2 separate regions of the Homo sapiens genome follow, and region 1 is linked to region 2. A link is a loop called in an ENCODE intact Hi-C map of the cell type or tissue named here. Cell type or tissue: heart right ventricle. All regions are shown on one strand. Each heading gives the region's core, and the rest is flanking DNA. Links, peaks and the distances in the headings are about the cores only.

Region 1 (10,856 bases), core at 1,652-9,651, 64 kb before region 2:
ACTATAATTTAAATAGATTGTTCTCTGGCCTTTTTTAGGGGGAGAAACTAGCTACCTTTTTTTTTTTTTTCACTAAGAAAAGCAACGGTAGGTGTAGCATTCCAATGACAGGAGGTGGGTTTCGTCCCCCCTCTTCCCTCTAATTGGCTTGCAAGTGGGAGTTGGGTTAGCAGTTATGCCGGGAGTTGCCTGGGGTTCCAGGCGGTGACATTCATCTGGTGGCTCCACAAAAGGGGAAGAGACAACAGTGGGTGGCGCCAGCTTCGGGGAGATGAGCCCCAGAGAGTTTCTGTGACTCCAGAAGGCAGATGTTGGGGACGAGGGGAGATAGGGTATATTAATCATTGGATTTGGGAATTTTTCCTCTTTTGAGACATTGAAGCTCTTGACAGAGAAGACCAGAGGGGACCTAGGAAAAGGGAGGACGTGAGTTGGATGCGCACCCTGGAATACAGGGCGTTGGCCATCTTTCTCCTTGCCTAGTCTAGCTGTGGATGGGGCCCAGAGCCCCTTAGCAGCTCTTCCTTTTCTCTCTTCTCTCCAGCCTTCTCCAGGCTTTTAACATCAGCAGAAGTAGCAAGGCTAGGAGTTGGCAAACTGTAGCTCGTGGGCCGATTCCTGCCTGCGATGTTTTTGTCAATAAAGTTTTATTGGAACACAGTCACACTAACTGGTTCACATATTGCCTATGGCTGCTTTTGCATGATGACAGCAACTTTGAGTAATTGTGACAGAGCTCGATGGCCCACAGAGCCAAAATTATGCTTATTGTTTGACCCTCAACAGAAAAAGTTTGGCAACCCCCGATCTAGGCCAAAGTGTACATATTGTTGGCCTGCTGGCTGCATTCAGGCATCGGGCCATTTTATTGGACTCACATTAATTAATTGCCTGCATTGTAAAATGGAAGTTTTCACAAAATAAGCTGGCTTTGATTAAAAAATGGAAAAATCTAACAAAACATGGCAGCTAATGTTGGGGATGTGTCATCCGTCCCCTCTGACTATTTGTCATAGTCGCCAGCACTGCCTGTAGGGTTTTACCAAGTGTACCCTTTTACCTGCATGGACTGGTCCTCATAGGCACTTGAGTATGATACTCTTTCAGGTCGTCTGGGTTGTTTTTAATAAAAGATTTGGTATTTCTTACTGGACTGATGAATTACATTTTAAAAATTCTTTCCATCAAACTGGACTTCCCTGTGGAACTCCAGAAAGAAAATGAAAAATGTGTTTGTGTAATGCCAGAATTTAGTGACTGCCAGAGTTGTTATATCAGAAATACAACATTTTCTTCCACCTTGAAACACCCATACACATACACACAGCCCTGCATTTTTTAAAAAAAAAATCCTTTAAAATTGAGACCTATGTCACTGCAGATGCTTCTTGACTTATGATGGGGCTATGTCCCAATAAATCCATCACAAGTTGAAAATGCATTTAATACACTTCCCCTACTGAACATCATCACTTAGCCTAGCACAACTTAAAGATACACAGAACACTTGTATGAGCCTACAGATGGGCAAAATCATCTAACACAAAGCCTCTTTTATACTGAAGTGTCAAATATCTCATGCACTTTATTATGTACTGTACTGAAAGGAAAAACAGAATGGTTGTATGGGCACTCAAAGCATGATTTCTACTGAATGTGTATTGTTTCCACATCATTAAGTTGAAATATCGTAAGTTAGGAATCATCTGTACTGACCTTGATTTAAACAAAAGCAGGATTAGTAAATACTACATTCTTCTTCAGTCAAAGAATGAGTTTCTCAGTTGTTATTATTAATAGAGCAAGTAATAATGGTGTTGGGCAATATATTAATGATTTAAGTCAATTAATTCTAAAACCAATGGTGGGCGATGTTACCTCATTTTAAAGATAAGGAAAAGAGACTCTAAACGGTTGTGTAAATTGTTCCAAATAGTGGCACCAGGAAGTGATAGACATGGAACTCAGATCCAGCCCTGATTCATGTCAAAGGTCCCAACGTTTTTTTTCTTTTTTTTTTTTTTTTGGACATGCAGTTTCACTCTTGTTGCCCAGGCTGGAGTGCAGTGGCTCGATCTCGGCTCACTGCAGCCTCCACCTCCCAGGTTCAGGCGATTCTCCTGCCTCAGCCTCCTGAATAGCTGGGATTACAGGCACCCATCACCACACCCAGTTAATTTTTTTTTTTGTATTTTTAGTAGAGATGGGGTTTCACCATGTTAGCCAGGCTGGTCTCGAACTCCTGGCCTCAGGTGATCCGCCCGTCTCAGCCTACCAAAGTGCTGGGATTACAGGCATGAACCACAGTGCACGGCCACCACAGCAACTCTTTAAACACTGAGGACACACAATAGAGCCAATGATTAACTAAAATAGGCAACTGATGCCTTTCTCTGAAGCTTACGTGTAGAATACGGTAAGCCCCAGGATAACTTCCCCTGTAGCTAGAATAACTGATCCCAGGAAGAGCCCCTGGAAGCCCGATTCGATCCACTGAAAGTCAGTTTTGGGTAAAGTCGTTAGTGCGTCTTCTGTTGTTCTCAGCAAATCTTCAGACAATTTTTTCACCAGGCTCAGCAGAGGGAGAACTAAGTCTAATGTATTTAGCCGGGGGAATGACAGGTTTCCTTTTCACAGTAAGGGTTCCTAGGATAGGAGACTATCCACTCGTAGCAGAAGAAAATCCTAATGAGCAGGATCCAGGTTTTAGGGGGCCCTTAATTCTAACACACAGTTCACCCTGGGCTGCTCAAACGTCTTGACTTGCCCCGCTATGTGTGTGTGTGGCTTTAGGAAGCCCTGCGATTTTCCTTCTTTAGCTCGAATGTCAAGCGCTGCAGGCTTTCTGAGAATTCAGTGTCCTGACACTGGGGCTGAGCCCTTGGTAATGACACTGTAGACACGAGGTAATTACAGCTCTGTTAACTCCCAAGTCAGGCTAAGTGGACCTCTGATTATTATTCTGAGTATAATAGGAGCATAACTAACATTGAAGGGAAATTGTACTTCTCTCTTTTATTAACCGCTTTTATATTCCCTTGTGCATGGCTATGATGCTATGAAATCTCCTTAAATGTGATATTCCTCAATATAATACAATAATAATGCACACACCGTAATGTATTGGATTACTTTGCAAACAGCCCTTATGAAATTGCATTTCCCATCATTTCCCTGGGCCAGCTCAGGGCTGCTGGGCTTACGGGCCCTTTCTGTAGCTGGGAGCCTGGAATCTGCCTTCACGGTCACTTAGGGTTTCATGGATGTGAGCAATTGGTCCACACCATTTTTATTCACAGCGAGGATGTTGGCCAACCAAGTTTCCAGACATCTCGCTGGACATTGCGACTCAGAGATGCAAACAGTGTTTGATACCTCAGCATAGTTTGAAAATAAACTGGGCTAGATGGTGTCAGGAAGGAAGCTAGATACAGGGAAGGGAGGCCTTCCATGCTGGAATTAAATTGTGAAGTCTTTTCCACTGACTTTGCTGGAGAGTCTATCAGATCTTTGTTCCTTTGTAAACTCTTTCCTGACACCACCTCAAAACTAGAGTTGGTTCTTCCTTTGTATGTTTTATATGTTTTGAAAATCCACCCTTAGTTTGGCATCCCAAAATACTTACTGAACTCCTACTATGTATCACACATACATTAATCTACTAAATACACATGAACAATTTTACAACCACTTAAAATTTAATATTTGGCATAAAGCTATAAACTTTTTGAGGGTACCACTGTGCCTTATTCATCACTTTTATTCTCAGTGTTAGGCAAAGTGCCTGGAACAAAGTAGATACTCAATAATTGTGTATTGTTCATTTATTCCTGAATATTTCTTGGGTTCTTACTATTTGAGAGGCGCAGAACTGGGCCTTGGAGATACAAGAGTGAATAAGACAGACATAGCTTCTCCTTCAAGGAATGTACAGTCTACCGTAACACAGAATACACACACACGTCACTCACACAGTTGAATGCAGCCAGCCATCTGTATCCACCAGGTTCGACATCCCATGGAAATAAGAAAACACTGTTTCTTCCATCTGCAATTGGTTGAATCTGTGGATGTGGATCTCGTGGAAAGGAGAGCTGACTGTAATTACATTTGCAAAAACTTCTGTGAAGGAAAGGTAGAGGGTGATGTGCAAACAAGCAACAGGGAGACATAAATCAAAGCGGAGATGCATTCAAGACTTCCTTAAAGAAGTGACTTTTAACATGAAAATTAGAGGCTGGGCGCGGTGGCTCATGCCTGTATTCCCAGTACTTTGGGAGGCCAAGGTGGGTGGATCTCTTGAGGCAAGGAGTTCAAGACCAGCCTGGCCAAAATGGTAAAACCCTGTGTCTACTAAAAATACAAAAATTAGCCAGGTGTGGTGCTGCACACCTGTAATCTCAGCTACTCAGGAGGCTGAGACAAGAGAATCGCTTGAACTCAGGAGGCGGAGGTTGCAGTGAGCCAAGATGGCACCACTGCACTCCAGCCTGGGCAACACAGTGAGACTTCGTCTCAAAAAAATAATAATAATTAATAAATAAAAGAAAGACATGCAGAGAAAGGTGGGTGGATGTCCTGGGTAGGACAGACAGCAGATGTGGAAACAAGATGCAGGGGCGTGTGGAAGCCAGCTCTTAATGGCCTGTGATTGTCGATTGTATATGTCTCTTTCCAACAGGACAGGGATGCCATGGTAGTAGCTTGTTACCTCCAGGGTGAGAGTATTTACACTATGGGCATTGGCAATGCTACAGATGAGGGCTTTTCTGTCTGCTTTTCTGGAGAGCTGGTTGTTGATCAGTTACCAGCACTCCAGTGACAGAAAGGAAGTTGGCATATTCCTGTGACAGGATGAATATCAGTGTAGCTGTGTGGACGGGCAGGGGGATGGTGGCCCAAGTTGAGGATAAACAGGTGAGCAAGAAACACTCATACAGAGCCCTGCTGGCCTCATCTGGGGGCTTTGTACCATGGGAGGCCATTGAAGGATTTTAAGCAGAAAGAATCCCATCATTAGGTTTGATTTTGGGAATGATCTGACCACCATGTGGACAGTGGATTGGAGAAAAGCAATAATGGTGTTGGGAAGTGGCAGAAAGGACTGCCAGTAAGCTCTTGCCATGGGCTGGATGAGAGATGTTGATAGGAACTAGAATGGTCTGGAACATGGGTTGGAGTCAATATCAAATGACCAAATAATCTGCCAGAGCTCTCTGTAATATACAGTATTCACACCTGTGGACTTTTGTGACAATTTGGGACGGTATAGTCCCTTGTAATTTAATTCTGAGAGTGACCATTGAGGATGTGATGATGCTCTCTTTACAGTGAGGAAACTGAGGCGTGGTCAGTTGATGTGACTCAGTGTGTTCCCTGAGGTCATAGCTGAACAAGTCTGACTTAGTAATATGTCTGACTCTAGACCTACACTTATAACCACAACTTCACACTCTTTTTGCTGCCACCTTCTTCTAAGGGGCTGGAAGAATGGAGATGCCACTGAGCTGGGGGTGAAGACATCGTAAAAAGATCTACCTGGTTCTATGAGATGCATCCATCCTGACCTTGCCAAGGGAAGTAGGAATCAGGAAATGGTGGCTTCTAACGTGATTTCATCCAGGCCCTTATGCTTGGGTCCATCTCAGGAATAGTGTTTGGAATTAACGCAGGAGCCAGAGACTAAGCAAACCCCGCCTCCACCCCAGTGCAGATTTCAGTTGAATGCAGACTAGAGCCTTTGAAAATTATGCATTGGAAAACAATTCTGGATAAATTAATTTCCATCATACATAATGCATGAGGGGAAATCCGTGGTATTTTTAAACAATGGAAATGAGAGAATCTGCCTTTTGGGCATTGATCCCAATTAAATTTATTTCAGCAAACATTTATCAACACCTACTGTGTGCCAGGTTCTTACTGGAAAACAGAGATGAGTCAGACATTGTCTGTGCCCGGAAAGAGTGAGAAATCAATGGAGGTACCCGCAGAGTGATCAGCTCTGGGTTAGACCTTGAGACTGGGAGACAAAGAGTTGTGAGTATTGCCCTGGAGGGACATACATCCTAGTAGAGGAGAACGAGGACCTGCCAGAAGATCTGAGAGTGAGAGTTTGTTGAGGAAGGCTATCTCGTGCCTGGGCTTCACTTGAATGGTTTTCTTTCATGAGTCCTTCCGCCATCAATAAGATCCTTATTTAAAGCCTCCTATTGTCCAGCAATGGTATGTGCTGTCCATCTGCCCCATTAGCCCATAGCTGCTACTATTATGCTACTTTTCCTATGGTGTCCACTGTTATTACTGCCACAACTACCTCAACTTACTGTTGAGGAAAATGTAATTCTCCTCAACTTCTATTACTATTATAGTGTTGCTGTTATTTTATTTAATGATAGATCATACATTCGAAATTATTTGTTGAGTGCTTACTGTGTAACTGGCACCGAAGATTGAGGAACAGATAAAAAATAGCTATGGTTTCTTCGTTTAGAATGTTATCTTGTAGGAGAGAGAGATGGAAACAAATAAACAATGTAACTAAATAATTACAAATTGTAATGTTTGCTTCAGTTATGCATTGCTGCCTAACAAACTACCCCAAACAAACATTTTATTTACTTACAATTCTATGCTTCAGGTATTTGGGTGAAGTTTAGCTGTAGAGATCAGCTTGGTACATATACCACTTGGAACTGGGGAGTAAGTTCCAAGGTTTCCCACAGATGTCTGGAACTTGGTGATTGTCTGTACAACACATCTCCTCCCCCGCACCCCCACCCCCACCCCGCCACTCAATCTCTCCACAAGACTAGCTTGAGCTTCCTCACAGCATGGAGTTCTATGGTCAATGAGACTTTCATATGGGCATCATCTTGGCATGTACACACTTCAGTGGTGGCTGAATTCGAAAAAGGTGTGTCTCAAGAAATGAGAGTAGAAGCTGCATATCTGATAAAGCTCAGCCTTGGCATTTGCTATGTGCTATGTCTGCCTCAGTCTGTTGATTAAAATAAGGTCATCTCAGATTCAAGGAGAGGGGAAAAGACTCCACCTTTGACTAGGAGATATGACAAAGAATGTGAAACCGTCTTGAGTCCACCATGATACTTTTTGAAGAAAACACATATTAGGTTGAAAAAGAGAAGATTAAGGAGGGAGGGACATGAGATCAGGGAAGCCTTCTCTGAGGAAGGGTCGGTTAAGCTGTGTTCTGAAGGATGGGAGAGTCCAGCAAGAGAAGACAGTGGGAGCAGCATTCCAGGAAGAGTGAAGAGTATGTGCAAAGCCAGGTGTCCCTCATCTCTCTCTATTCCCAGTGCAGCTTCCTCACCACTCCCCAACCAAATAGGAGTCTCTTCTTGTAGGTGGAACACGGGATAATATAAAGAGCGTATTTTTGCACATCTGAGAAGCCCAGGTGACATATTGTCCATGATCTGAAGCAACAGATAATGTGTTTCCTCATGTATTTCCCAATGGGATCACCCAAAGTAACATGCTTAAATGGATGAGTTGTAATCTTCTACATAGAGGTGATGCCACCAGGCATTGGTGATCCAGATAAATGAAATGCAGGAATAAGGATACCGAGACTGTTTCTGGCCACAAAGGACCAGGCAGAGTAGTCTATTGCTTGGCGACCAAGTGCATGATAGCACTGGGCTTCCTGCTTCTGCCCTCCCCAGTGAACTTCAGATGAGGCTTGGGAGATGAAAGACGAGAGAGGAGTCATTATCAGAATGGTAAGAATATAGCATCCAGATAGATGAGAAGAGACAAAAAGATAACTCCGTCCCCATACTGGCTTATTTCTCCTTTATGGAGAAGGCAGCCCCTTGGAGGTAGGCATTTCCTGGGTTCAAATCCCAACGTTGCCCTTTATTCACTGCATGACTTTGGGAAAGCTATTGAACCTCACTAAGCCCTAAAGCATAGAAGGTGCCCTATAAATTGTAGCTGCCACTACTTCTATTATTATCATGTATGTCATTATTGCTACTGCTTTGCAGAAAGACATGTGCCTCATTGGTGGTGGGATTCTTCTAACCCCCGTCTCCTCCTTTCAAAGGCTCACTCTGCTACTTTAGAGTTATCTTTTATAGTGTACTCCCAAGCTTGCGATGTTGCTTCCCTGCCTGTACCATTTTGTTTTCTCCAGATCTCGCTGTTTCCCTCGCTGGAAACTCCTTGGTCTCTGACTGTAGCAATATGTTTAATAACTCAAGGTACCTGAAAATAATGCAATATGGCACCATGTCGGCAATGTGGCTGAGAGAGTGGCTCCTGTACAGATTGCCTGACTTCACATCCAGGCTCCCTCAGGTGTTACCCATGCAAGACTTGGCAAGTAACACAACTACTCTGTGTTATTTATCATCAGTTATACAATTAGGATAATTAAAGTGTTTGTCACAGAGGGTAGTTATGAAGACAACACATGTCAATGATTGCAGAGTTCTTAGCCTGGTGCCAGGTTTATACAACACATCTGATGATCACTGACTGCTCTGTCTCTGCTGTCTCTATGGTTGTTGTCATGGACATAAAAGATGTCCGTAAACCTGCTCATGATAGTCATGACCTCTTCAGGCTTAACCGTTAGTACTTCTGGTTGTCTCTTCTTGAATGAGAAATAAGGAGATCAATAATTAAACACCTATGAGATTCTTCACCGAAGGGAGTTCATGTTGTCATCCCAGCACTCATGCTAGGCTTGTAGGAATGTTTCTGTTTTGCAGATTTAAGAAACCTAAGGCTCAGAGAAGTCTTATCACTTTCCTTAAACCCTAAACTCCTCATGTGGCCAAGGCTGGATTCATCCCAACACCATTTACCACTAAAACCTGTGTCTTCTAGGGACCTTAGTTTGATGACCCTGGTTAATTCAGTGCATTGAAGGTTTAGCTCTCTCAGAGGTTCAAGTGAGAGACACATTAGATACCTCCCTGCCCAAGACCCAGAATGTTTCCTTTTAGAAGCACCCCTAACCACACACCTGGAAATCCAAGGCTTGTGCAGTTTATAGACGCTGCTTTTCGCCCCTGACTGCTGTATGTACCTTGAGCAGCAAGATAATTCACTCTAATTACTCAGAATACATATTTAAGGACAAGCACAAAGAACTCTTAGTGAGGCTTAAAAATAAGCCATTCAGCAAAATTGCACAAGGTGCATTCCCTCAGAAGGAAGAGTTTATTGCTTCTAAAAGTGAGTGTCTACCCTTTGTTGGCTGCAAATGTGAGGCAAAGGACCAGCTCCACGTGAAGCAGCATTTTCCTCTTTCAGATTTACCTCCAGAAGGAGCTCCACTGATAGGAGATTGCTCCTTTCTGCTATGACATCTTCTGCGTCAAAGGATCTCATTAGTGTTTGTTTTTATCAGGTTTTTTTTTTTCCCGACTTTTATCTCACTCAGAGTGAATTCAGTGTTCACTGTCATTTACAGGATAGGAAATATATGTCCGTTTGCATTGAAAATCCTGCTTATTCCATCTAGACTGTCCCAGATACCACTGTATTCATGTAGGTTTGGTGTTTTGTCTTTCATCTATTTCTGAAATCAAAATTTTGTTAAAAATGTTTCGGGAAAGCTCAAAAGAATTGGCCCATTGGAATGGAGTGAATGCAGGCTTTCTCCATGCAAGCAGCCATGCTTTCCTAGTCATTAACCACCTGGGCCTTGGGCCTGTCATGTTTTTTGAGTCTCTGTTTCTTCCTCTGGCAAATGATTTTGATGGGTGTCATGAGGATGAAGTGGGATGATGTGAAGGACTTGGGGTGCTTAAGAAATCTCCCAGGCCATTCACAAGCCACATGCCTGCAAAGAAGTCTTGGGTGAGCAGATGCCAAGTTTCCCAGCAAAGAGATTTCTAAGGTGCAGTGCTTCAGCTTGACATTAGAGAGATGGCCTTGGCCGGCAGCTGAGGTTTTCCTTCTCTTTTGACCTGAGCTGGGAAGAAGTGTGGGTACTGGCAGCTTTCGTGGGGGTACCTCTAAAATAGAGCAGCAGTTCCCTGTTAGGAATGGCAGATGAGATTGTGATGAATGCAACAAGGGCTGGAGCACAGAACATTCTGAACGGACTATTACTCCCTCAACCCTATGGGCTACCTGGGCCAGAGAGATATACACAGAGAAGACTGGTCAAAGGGGAAAGAAAATAATTCCTTTTAAATATCTAGGCAAGCAGCCAACCTCCTCTGATACAGGGACCTGTGACAAAGACAGACTTGGAGCATGTAACTTGTGTTTGAAAGCATACGCCAGACCCGTAACTTCCTCTTGACTTTCCACCCCACCTCTTCTGGATTACCCGGGTCTGCAGGTGAAATTCCAGTTGATTTACCCAAACGGGTGCAAGTGCAGAGGAAGGAGAACATGGGGAAAGAGGCAAAATAAATTTTAAAAACAGAGAGATAGAAAGAAAGAGAAGACATGAAGGGCGAAGGAAGGGGAAAGAGAAACAGAAAAAGGAGATAGAAATAGAGGGATGGGGCCGGGTGCAGTGGCTCACACCTGTAATCCCAGCACTTTGGGAGGCCAAGGCGGGTGGATCACTTGAAGCCAGGAGTTTGAGACTAGCCTGGCCAACATGGTGAAACCCTGTCTCTACTAAAAATGAAAAAAAAAAAAAAAAAAAAAGCCAGGCATGGTGGCACGCACCTGTAATCCCAGCTACTCGGGTGGCTGAGGCATGAGAATCAATTGAACCTGGGAGGCAAGACTGTCTGAGGAAAAAAAAAATAGAGGAACAGAGGGGAGAGAGAAGGAGAGGGAGAAAGAGGGAAAGGGAAGGATCTAGCTAGGCACACATAATTGTTGTCTTCCTAAAAACACCACCACCACCCCACACA
Region 2 (10,856 bases), core at 1,323-9,322:
CCCCTTCGACGATAACGCTTAGGCCCCTCACCAAACTCTCAGTAACCATGGTAACTGTATACAAACCCATGCTGGCGATGGTGGTGAATGGTAAGTGGTGAAGTCCATCTGCCGTTTCACGTATTTAGTGCTGATATATCTATATACATATATATATATACCACGTGAATTTTTTTGACTTGTCGTATTAAGTTTTCTTGATGCTCTATTTTTTTGGATATTGGTACGCCTGTAATTGAGTGTACGTTCTAAGCTAGCCTGGGAGGCACTGACTGGATTGAGTTATGACCGGTGCACATCTTACTCAGATTGTTAACCCCATATTGTGTTAAACAATGCACCCTCTCTTTTATCCTTTTGTTAGCTGTGACGTTAAAGCTTGAATGATTTTGTTAATTCTTGCGATGTAAAAGGCTCTTGTTCCAAGTGTTGAATGCTAGATGTTGCTTTCCTGATGGTTCTTTCCTCCTAAAGTGTTGCACACGGCTAAGACTTGTTTGTCCCTTTTTTTGACATTTATGTTCCCTTGTACCTTGTCTCTTCTCTCTTCTCCACTGCATGCTCCTTCATATGAATTTTATTTTATGTTTAAAAAATATTTCTTGTTTCTGTGTTACCATGGAGTACACGCATGCTTTTAAATCTTCAATTATGCAGAATCTTTTAATTTGCTTTTACTGTCCCTTTATTAAACACTCTTAATGATATGACATTGCTTTATTGAAATGATTTGTAAGTTAAACGGTTATGAAGTAAATGTAATTTTAAAAATGTATGATTTTGTTATGCACCTACTGCCTTTTATAAATTAAAATGCATTTTACTTTTTAGTTTTCTTTTTTAATAAGTAATCACGGTCATAATGCATGCAACTAATTGAATTGGGAGCTGGCCCTAGAATATGTGCTTACTTGAGTTTTCTATGTACATAGGTAAATAATGCCACAGCACGTGTAATGACAAATAAAAAGACCGTCAACCCTTATACAAATGGTAAGTAGAGATTGGCCTTTTACAAGAAATTCTCTCTACTTCTGACTCTTTAAGTAATTTAACCAGAGATTCTATTACAACAAGCTGTGTTTGCCTGGGCATTGACACTGTGTTTTTACTACTGACCTGCTACAGTGAACCACCTACATCAATAAGATCATTTTCACAACAAAGGCAAATGGAGTGTTCAGGTTAAGTGTGCCTGCCCTTCTTCCCTTCTTTCTAGAATAACTCTGTTTGGGATTGAGATGCACTAATTATTTGGAAATTAGTTTGCTAATTTCATTGGTTATTACAGTAAGTTGAGGGGAGAATTGGAGGTTTAGTTTGTTTGCTTTTCAATACCATCTGCTCGTTGATTACTAATCATTCCTGGACGTGCAGTCACGTAATTTATTCTGTCTTTGAGTCTTCTCCAGAGAGATTAGTCATTTGAAGTGGTTTAGAGTATACCTCATGTCTGAATTCCACAGGGTTAGCAGAATGTGTGAGTGGGTTATTTGTTCTTCTCTGGGCTGCTCAGTGTTATTTTGGGCTAGTTGAGAATGTTGCTTTGTATTACAGACCCCATCAGGACAATGCAATTTCTGTTTTTATCAATAAAACTTCTGAAAACTCCTCCTAAAAAGCATTCACATATGAGTTATTAAAAATGTTTGAACATTTTGATTCTTTAATTCCTCTCAAAATAAGTATCTCTTAAGATATATGGGGAAGAAACCTGCCACTGTGTTAATCACATACTTAATTGTACCAAAAATTAAAGCAATGCAGTAAGTTAAAGTATATACACATGGTAGAATATTATACCCATTAAAATGAGCAGGATAAGGATCATAAAGGGTCTCATAATTAAAAAATTGACATAAATGTTTGTCGCATAACTTTAGATAAATGATGATAATATGCCAGAATGCTAATGGTTGTGCTGAATTGTGAGACTGGCAAACATTTTTTCTTTGATTCAGGTTCATAAAAATAATATAACTTTATTACATCAAAAGGAGATATATGGAATTTTATACTTCTAAAATTTTAATTGCACATGGAGATACGGATTTTTTAAAGTAAAAAAAAAATTAAAAGAAACGTTAAAGACAAGTCTAAAATATATTTTAAATAACCCCATTGCCACCCTGGTTTCCTACCTCCCCCCTCACAGGAAGCCGCTATTACAGATTGTTGTCTATAGTTTTATTTTGCGTATTCATGCCTATATATGTAGTAGGTGTTCATTTATAGTATTCATAGTGTTGTATACATTTTTATGTGAATGATATAAGGATACACCTGGCATTTTTAATTGGGTTTTTTAATAAATCTATATAGAGTTCCTTTAATTTAATATATACAGATTAGACTAATTCATTTCAGTGGTTATGTAATATTACACAAAACAGATAAATAGGTTCAGTCAGAACTAAATACTGATTGTTTATCACAATAAAAGAAAACAATGATCTAGCAATGTATTATCATTTGGTAGTTTTGATTTTCCTGTTTCTTTTGCCAGTGACTACCAATTTGACAGTCAGTTTGCTCTTAATTTTAAAAGGGGCATCATTCAACAGGGACATACCGTCTATATAATAGGGCTCTAAGTTGAAAGACCAGAAGAATTACCTATTCTGCTATTTTTCTCAGCTTTGTCAACCAAGACATGCCCTTAAATGGTATAGACTATTTTCACACCAGACTTTAAATGCCCAGTGCTGAACTGAAGCAAACCTCTGATTTATATGTCATACAGCCTTTCCAGTTGGGTAAAAGTAATGACTCTGAAACTTGCCAGATTTCATATATGGTGACATCAACCTGACGGTTGGGCATAGTCTTTAATTATGAAGTTGCACTGGTGCCCAGGCACATGTGTGCTTGTCTACATATGACTAGCTGCTCATGTGTGCTGAGTGAGAAACTGGAGCGAGAAAAGCCAAATATTTCATAAGCCATGTGCATGTATATTTATTTTAAAAGAGTTATTGATCAATTTTATGACCAGGGACTGAAAACTAGACCTGTAGGATTTTTTAACACAATTCAAAGCCCATTTATAAATAACTAGCCTTTCTGGAATATGAGGTATGCATTATGTGAGGCATTTTAAGTGCACTGGACACAAATGAAGTCCTATAAAGAGGACATCATTATCCCTATTTTAGAGGTGCAACATTGAGGCTAGAGAAGATGAAGAAATTAATAAAGACTTTTTTTTTTTTCTTTTTTTTTTTTGAGACAGGGTCTCACTTTTTCACCCAGGCTGGAGGGCAGTGGCATGCTATTGGCTCATTGCACCCTCTGCCTCCCAGGCTCAAGCAATCCTCCCTGGTAGCTGGGACTACAGCCACATGCCACAATGCCTGGCTAGTTTTTTTTTTTATTTTTTGTAGAGACGGAGTTTCACCAAGTTGCCCAGGCTGGTCTCGAACTCCTGAGCTCAAGTGATGTGCCTGTCTTGGCCTCCAAAAATGCTAAGATTACAGGCATGAGCCACCACTTCTGGCCTAGCCTTTTCTTTTTGTTATGAAGTAACAAAATCTTGTGACCATGCCTGTGTGTATCAGGCATCGCTTTCCCTTTGTCTTCTTGTAGAAATGCACTCAAGTGGCAACCAACTACAATAACAAAAAAATTATTAAATGTGCAACCTCGTGTTCCTGCCAGATTTTGGCATGCACATCCCATGTCCCATTCCAGGTAGCCATGCACTCAGTTTCCAGGAATAAGTCAGTCATATGGGTCTGTCATCCACGTACCTGCAAAAGGGAACTCAGAGAATTGTTCCTGTCACACATACTGTGTATGGCACCTAAGGGGTTGATGGATAGACACAGTAGAATTTATTTAAAACACAAATGTCAATTCTAATTATATAAAGACTTTGGCTTCTGTAGTGGAGATTATGGAGAACTTTGGTGTTCAAAGAAAAGTAGTTCTCCAAGCTATCCCAAGTTTCAACTCAGGAGTATCACCACTACAGATAAATTCCCTTAAGTGGCAATACAATATAACTGAAAAAATATAGGGCCCTTTCATATCCTTAATAAGCAAGACGATAGAGTTATGGCAAAAGAGGGTAAGTCGGGACCAATAAAGTCACATTGAAATGAGAAAATTAAGCCATCGGTGAGGTTCACTCATTAGCTACATAATTCATTCTCACAAAGCATAGAAATTGTACTTCAGCAAAATTATAAATTACTGGAGCTATCAAAGTTTCAGGTCATCTCCAGGTGATGAAATATAGTTATCAATGCCAGCATCACCTTCATGCATTACTTCAATCATGTATCCAGAAAAACTTTTAGCAGCTGCAAAGTTTCCAGTGATAAATAAGACTGAATTCTAAATGTGATGAGATACCTGTCCATTATAGAGGGTTACAGTTAATAACATGGAGGGTGTAGATACTATTCTCAGGATATTTAAACAATGACATAATGAAAAGCTGTAGAATGAGCCGTAGGCTTCTGGACATTCTATTAAAAAGTTCCACAAAGAGGGGATTGGACTATTTCTCTATTGCTATTTCTCTGAAGGACACCTACCCACACGGAGGAGTTGGGGTTTGCTGTGTTCTTTGGGGATCAAATGTTGGATCTGCAATACAAGATTGAGAGCTGAATTCACAAGGATTTCCTGGATGCTGGGGAAGCATGGGTGCTAGACATGGCTTTTTCATTTTCTTAGAGATGTTAGGAAGGATGAAAATGGGGCAAACATATTCAGCGCTCCAGAGAGAGGCATACTTTGTTGCCCGGATCAGTTCTTCCATTCACTGGCTCTTGAATTGTAGGAAGTTGTTTAAACTCTCCATGTGCCAGCTCTCTAGTGGGAACTGTACAAATGATGGGAACTACATCACAGTTCTTTGTGATAATTATGAGAGAAAGTGCTCAACACAATGCTAGGTATGCAAAGTGGCCTAAAAGATTATTTTTACTACTATTTATAGCGCAGTAGTATTTGATTACACATAGTTTCAATATTAAGTCATCATATTATTCCTTTATTGTCATGGGTAGTTGAATTCCCTGAGAGATACTAGTTTAAGGATCAATTCTTCAGATGCTAAAAGGGGCTGAACAGGTAAAATCAGCAAACAGACAGTCTTTGAAAAACTCAGTCTTTTGGGACTAGCTATTGTTTTCTTACTGAAGTAAAGCAAAATATTTATCTACGAGGAAAAATCAACACCACCACCACCACCACCACGAATTAACAATAAAAGATCTCAAACATTTAATCTCCCTATCAGTCTCACAATGGGGAGCAGTGGTAAATGTGACTAAGTGGGGAGTTGAATGCAGTAGCCCTTGACCACCTCTAATAAGTCTGTCTGTGAGGCATTCTCAACTTAAAGTTACCATTTCTACCGATGTTTCAAGAGAAATAGAAATCCTGTATTTTAGACGGAATTTAAATTTTGGCAATAAATACACGCCGTTAAAGAATATTCAGTGAACCCAAACAAAACACCTTTGTACCCAGTGCGAACCTCACTTCTTTTTGTTTGGTATTTGAGAGTTGCCACCTGTACCATGTCAGCTGCCAGGTCTCTGACATCCTTAGTATATGTCTTTAGAAAGCATTGACAGGCAGTTTTTGTAATTCCTGTAGCGTACATAAGGGTGCTCTCTGGAATGCGTTTCTTTGATATGTAACCCAGCAAAGCCTTAAGAGAAAGCCTGTGCTGATGTTTTTTGTGTACACATTCAGACTTGGCCTTTTAACACCCAATGCAGTCATAGTTAACACTGGAGGTCTTAACCAGCATATTTTAGAAATACTGACACTTGACCTTTGACAAGCTAAATTTGGGGAGGGGAGTGCAAATTCAGATGTGGCCCCTTGAGTCCTGGCCACGGAGGGGTCTAAACTGCTTGCGTATCTGATACAGAGCCAGACCCCAAGACGTCTGTTCTCTGGCTCCATTGCCTTGTTGTGGGGCTGGGGGGGCCCTGGGAGGCTGGGACCAGTGGGCCTTATCAGCCATTCTCCTTTTGTTGTAAGCCTCATTGTTCAGTTTAATGTCCTTGATCAAAATCTCTGAATTTGCAAGGCCTGGGGACATACACAAACTGCCTAAGAAATTAAAAAGGGGATCATTTTGTTCATCTTCCTGACAGTGCAGGCTCTTATCTCCAGCAGGGTTATCCCAAGGGTCTCTTTCAGGTACGAGGAGGAGTCACAGGGAATGTGGGTTCATTTGCATGTGATTTGCATATATTTACATAAGCCCGCATGAGCTCTGTAAGTCTGAGTGGAGGCGATTTTCAAGGGCTGGATTCTAGACCAAATGGACATAACAGACATTTACAGAATACCTTTTCCAACAGCTGCAGAATACATCATCTACTCATCAACACACGGAACATTGTCCAGGATAAGCCACATGTCAGGCCACCAAACAAGTCTCAACAAATTTTTAAAAAATCTAAACTATATCAAGTATTTTCTTAGACCATAATAGAATAAAACTAGAAATGAATAGCAAGAGGAACTTCAGAAACTGTACAAATACATGGAAATTCAACAGTGTGCTCCTGAATGTCCATTGGGTCAGTGAAGGAATTTTAAAAATTCTTGACATAAATTAAAATGGAAACACGGCATGCCAAAGTCTATGGGATACAGCAAAAGCAGTGCTAATCAAAAAGTGTATAGTAATAAACGCCTACATCAAAAAAGTAATTTCAACTAAGCAACCGGGACAACAGTCATCCCTAACACGATTCTTCTTTATTTAATGTAGAGTCTATGGAAGGAAGCAGGTCCTTGAAGATTGGAAGGAGACATAATCAGAGCCAAAAAAAAATTTGTCTATTAGGAAAAACTATATTCCTTTAGTTTCTTTAGAGAAAAACCAAGTAAATATTTATGGAATGCTTACTTTGCCAAACAACATTTTAGGTGCTGGAGATTCATGTTGGACAGCAGTCTTGCCTGCTTGACTGTTAATTTTAATGAGGGAGAATGGTTATAAAAGACAAGAGCAAGCAAAGAAAGAAAGAAGCTAAATCCAGATAGCATTAACGGCAATGCAGAAAATAAAACTGGGAATGGAATCATGGAATCCAAGAGTAACTCTAAGAGGAGGTGGGAAAGTGACATTAACTGGCATGTTCTGAAAAGACTCCAGAGCCCTAAATAACATGAAGTCGACTTTGTGAAAAGCTAGAGAGTTCTCCAAGAAGAAGGAGAAGTGGATACAAAGAGACTTTGATATACGGTGGTCTTGGGGGGTTTTATAAAGATGAAAATGGCCAGTGTCACTGTAGCTGGGAGAGACGGGGAAAGGGAAAAAGGGAAGTGGTACCAAAGAGGTACCAAATAGTTTGGTTAATGGTTAGTGTGTGCTGATTGACTAAGGTAAGACATGTGTGCTTATCTCAAATTGGGAAGAAGCTATTGAATTCTGAGTATCAGGATGACAAAGCTGATGTTTTTTTTAAAAAAATTGCTTTGGTCACCATGACCAGAATGGACAGGGGGAAGGAGGAGGAAGAGGAGACAGTGAGAATTAGGGCATTTCTGCTGTTGAACTTGTCCAGGCAGAGATAGGAATGCCTTGGTCTGCAGTGGTGGCAATGGAGAAGAAGGGAAGGACTTTTCAAGTTTTAACCAACAGGATTTTCTAATGGATCACACATGGGGTATGAGGGTAAGAGAAGAATCAAGGAAGTGTTGATGAATTTTATTTTGAGCAACCAAGTAGATAGATATGCCATTTGCTAAAGGGAGAAGGACTTGCTGAGTAACAGGTTTCATGAGTGGGGGGAGAAGAGGGAGACTAGAAATTGGGTTTTCATTCCCATCGCAGAGTTCAGAAAGGTCTTTGGTCTCCAACAGTGGGAGTGGAGTAGCCTTGTTTAGAAGGGATCAAGGATGGGAAGAAGGTTGACACCTGCACTCATGTTCCCATGATGACCCAAGCATTTCATTTTGCAGCACACAGATTCCCAGCTGGTTTCTTGTAGAGGAGACTTTATCAATTACCTTTCTCACGATTAATACTTGCAAACATGAGATAGCACAGATCTCCTGATGAAGGAGAGTATCATTTATTTTCTTTATTTTTTTATGAAGAGATTGCCATGTGCAGACTTGGCAAACTCATAACTTGCAGAAAGATGGGGAAATAAACAGCAGATTATAGGGGGATAGACAGATTATAGATACGTTTATAGATAGATCAGTAGATAGATGGATAGGTGGGTAGGCAGATGAGATAAACATGATTTCTAGGTAGCCTCAAATGCCTCTGAGAGATCTGGAATTTTTTGCTTTGTTCTTAGAAAATGAGAGATCATTGGCAAATTTATAATCTTTAAGAGCTACACCAAAATTCACTGATAAGTATACCTTCAGTGAAAAGGAAAAGGAAGTCTTATATGCAAAAGAAAGTATTTAAGGTAGTAAGGATATTCAAGAAACAAGACCTGAGATGCACAGTATGGGAAAGACACCATCTCCACTACCAATAAGAGGTAGGAGCATCAGTAGAGTATGAGATGGGTAACAGTGGAAAGATGAAGAGTGATCACTTAATAATTATTCATTTAATATGACCCCATATAGAGTTTACAAATTCTAGGTTTCTGTGAAAAACTAGAAAGAAAGAACATTAAATATGTCTGCAGCTTTATTTTCAACTAGTTTTTTGTACTTTTTCTTAGACTCCAAGTTGAAATGTAGATATTAATTCCCATATCCTCAGGAATTAGACTTTTTTTTAAAAAAAGGAAGCAGTGGAATTTCAGTTGATCAAATTGAAGTCATTTCCATACTCATAAAACACATTCTGAAATGTCTGAACTAATATTTATTTTTACGTCACTATAGAAATTCTTATAAGGCAAGATGTGATTAATACAAGAGAAGAGGGTGTCAGTATGAAATTTCAGAAACCGCTAGGGCAGTAGGTCTCAGAATTTCATGTTTCTTTCTGTCACTCTAAAAAGGGGGCCCAGGAATTAAATATGCCTCCCAGGTAATAGAAGTATAACACTTTGAGAATCTCTATTCTGAGATCATCCCGGGGGCTGTAAACCACCTAGCTTCTTCAGGTTGGAACTGAAAGTTCTTAGAAAACATTCTTATCAAGTTTTAGAAAGTTCTGGATTTCGATAGACATACTGGCCTGTCTGTTGAGTTAGTGAGCCTCTGTTTTCCTTAGTGGATGTTAAGAACACCTCTGGGCTATTCTTAGTTCGGGCAGAAAATCACACCTCTCTCTTCTCGGCAAACCTCAGAAAGTTCTTACTGTCAAAAATACCTTCCTTCACATTCAAACTTTAATCATTGCCTTCTCTCAAAAACATTTATTAAAGGACCTTTGGTATTTGGCCTTCTGCTCAAGGACTCAGAGCAAAGGACTACACACCTTACCCTCCTCTGTCTTTCAAGGTTTTTTTTACTTCTTGAGACAGAGTCTCACTCTGTCACCTAGGCTGGAGTACAGTGGCACCATCTTGGCTCACTGCAACCTCTGACTCCCAGCTTCAAGCGATTCTCATGCCTCAGCCTGATTAGTTGTTACTACTTTGTATTTTTAGTAGAGTCAAGGTTTCGCCATGCTGGACAGGCTGCTCTCTGGAAACTCCCAACCTCAAGTAACCTGCCTGCCTTGGCCTCTCAAAGTGGTAGGATTACAGGCATGAGCCACGGTGCCCGACCTGCATGGATTTTTTTTTTTTTTTTTTTTCCCGAGAGAGTCTCACACTGTCACCTGGGCTGGAGTGCAATGGCGTGATCTCAGCTCACTGCAACCTCTGCCTCCCAGGTTCAGGTGATTCTCCTGCCTCGGACTCCCAAGTAGCTGGGATTACAGGTGCCCACTATGATGCCTGGCTAATTTTTTGTATTTTTAGTAGAGATGGGGTTTCACTATGTTGGCCAGGCTGGTCTCAAACTCCTGACCTCGTGATCTCCCTGCCTTGGCCTCCCAAAGTGTTGGGACTACAGGCATGAGCCACTTCACCCAGCCCGCACGGATGCTTTTATGAAGACTTAGCCAGCAGGAGCAGGAAACAATAACAAAACCCTAAAACGTGATCAGTCTCTGGAAATTGTTCCCCTAAATAATGCCCAGCATATATGTAATGTGCTTTCCAATTTGAGAATATTCTTGTATGCTCTTTTTTTGTGAGTAAAGATTTCTAAAGGGTCAGGATTCATTTTACAAAAAACTCTCCATCCAGAACATTTGGAAAATTACAGGATTCCATTAATCATATATACAGATTATTTGAAAGTTACCTTAGATATCATACATTGATTAAGAATTTTTTACAGTTCCTGAATGCATCAAAATGTAGGCCACAGTAAATCTCTAGGGGATAAAATATCATTTTCTTTGGTTTTTATGAAGCACTTTGGAATTCTCTAGTATCTCGAGGTTATAATTTGGAATGACAATTGTTAGAATATATTGCTGCCAAGAATTTTGTTTATGCAAGCTTTCTAATTTTTGTGAACTTAATGCAGAGGGGTGTGATGGATTATCTAGCAGTGATATATAAAATAAGAAAAAATTAAAATTATTATAGTAGTTCTAAAAAATATTGATGGAGTAGAAAATTAATTACCATGTCATTTTCAAAGGGTTCACTTGTGGCTGGTCAGTAGTTTCCATTCCATTAACTTGCACTGGCAGAAAATCAAAGAAGGGCATAAATATATTTTCTTATGTGTGGTTTTTAAGTATTTTTATGCATGCCCAAACGACACCTCCTTTACATTTTAAAATACAAAATGAGATACTTTAACCCATTTGATTTGTGATTCATTTGCAATTATATAAGATGTTGAATCAAATGTGATAATAATGTTTTTGTGTATTTGTTTTAAGGCTGGAAATT

The links. Hi-C counts contacts between places; a loop is a spot of excess contacts. Peaks named below come from ENCODE experiments on the same cell type or tissue, not always from the same donor. Only the 100,000 strongest peaks of a DNase experiment are listed, where the experiment ranks them.
Region 1: a loop joins it to region 2, with 4 times the contacts of the local background. A loop is called at or near these places in 3 of 110 quality-filtered maps.

What each region holds. Positions count from the first base shown.
Region 1 is chr16:7,532,077-7,542,932 of GRCh38, forward strand. All of the region lies in intron 5 of RBFOX1 (RNA binding fox-1 homolog 1), which reads left to right. Among named protein-coding and RNA genes, the nearest start is that of LINC02152, 760 kb to the right of the region's middle. In heart right ventricle, for the core only: no CTCF peak of the experiment used is centred there; no DNase peak of the experiment used is centred there.
Region 2 is chr16:7,596,439-7,607,294 of GRCh38, forward strand. It overlaps RBFOX1 (RNA binding fox-1 homolog 1), which reads left to right. Exons shown (of 16, transcript NM_018723.4): 9 at 933-993; 10 at 10,847-10,856. Among named protein-coding and RNA genes, the nearest start is that of LINC02152, 690 kb to the right of the region's middle. In heart right ventricle, for the core only: no CTCF peak of the experiment used is centred there; no DNase peak of the experiment used is centred there; H3K27ac peaks cover 1,511 bases.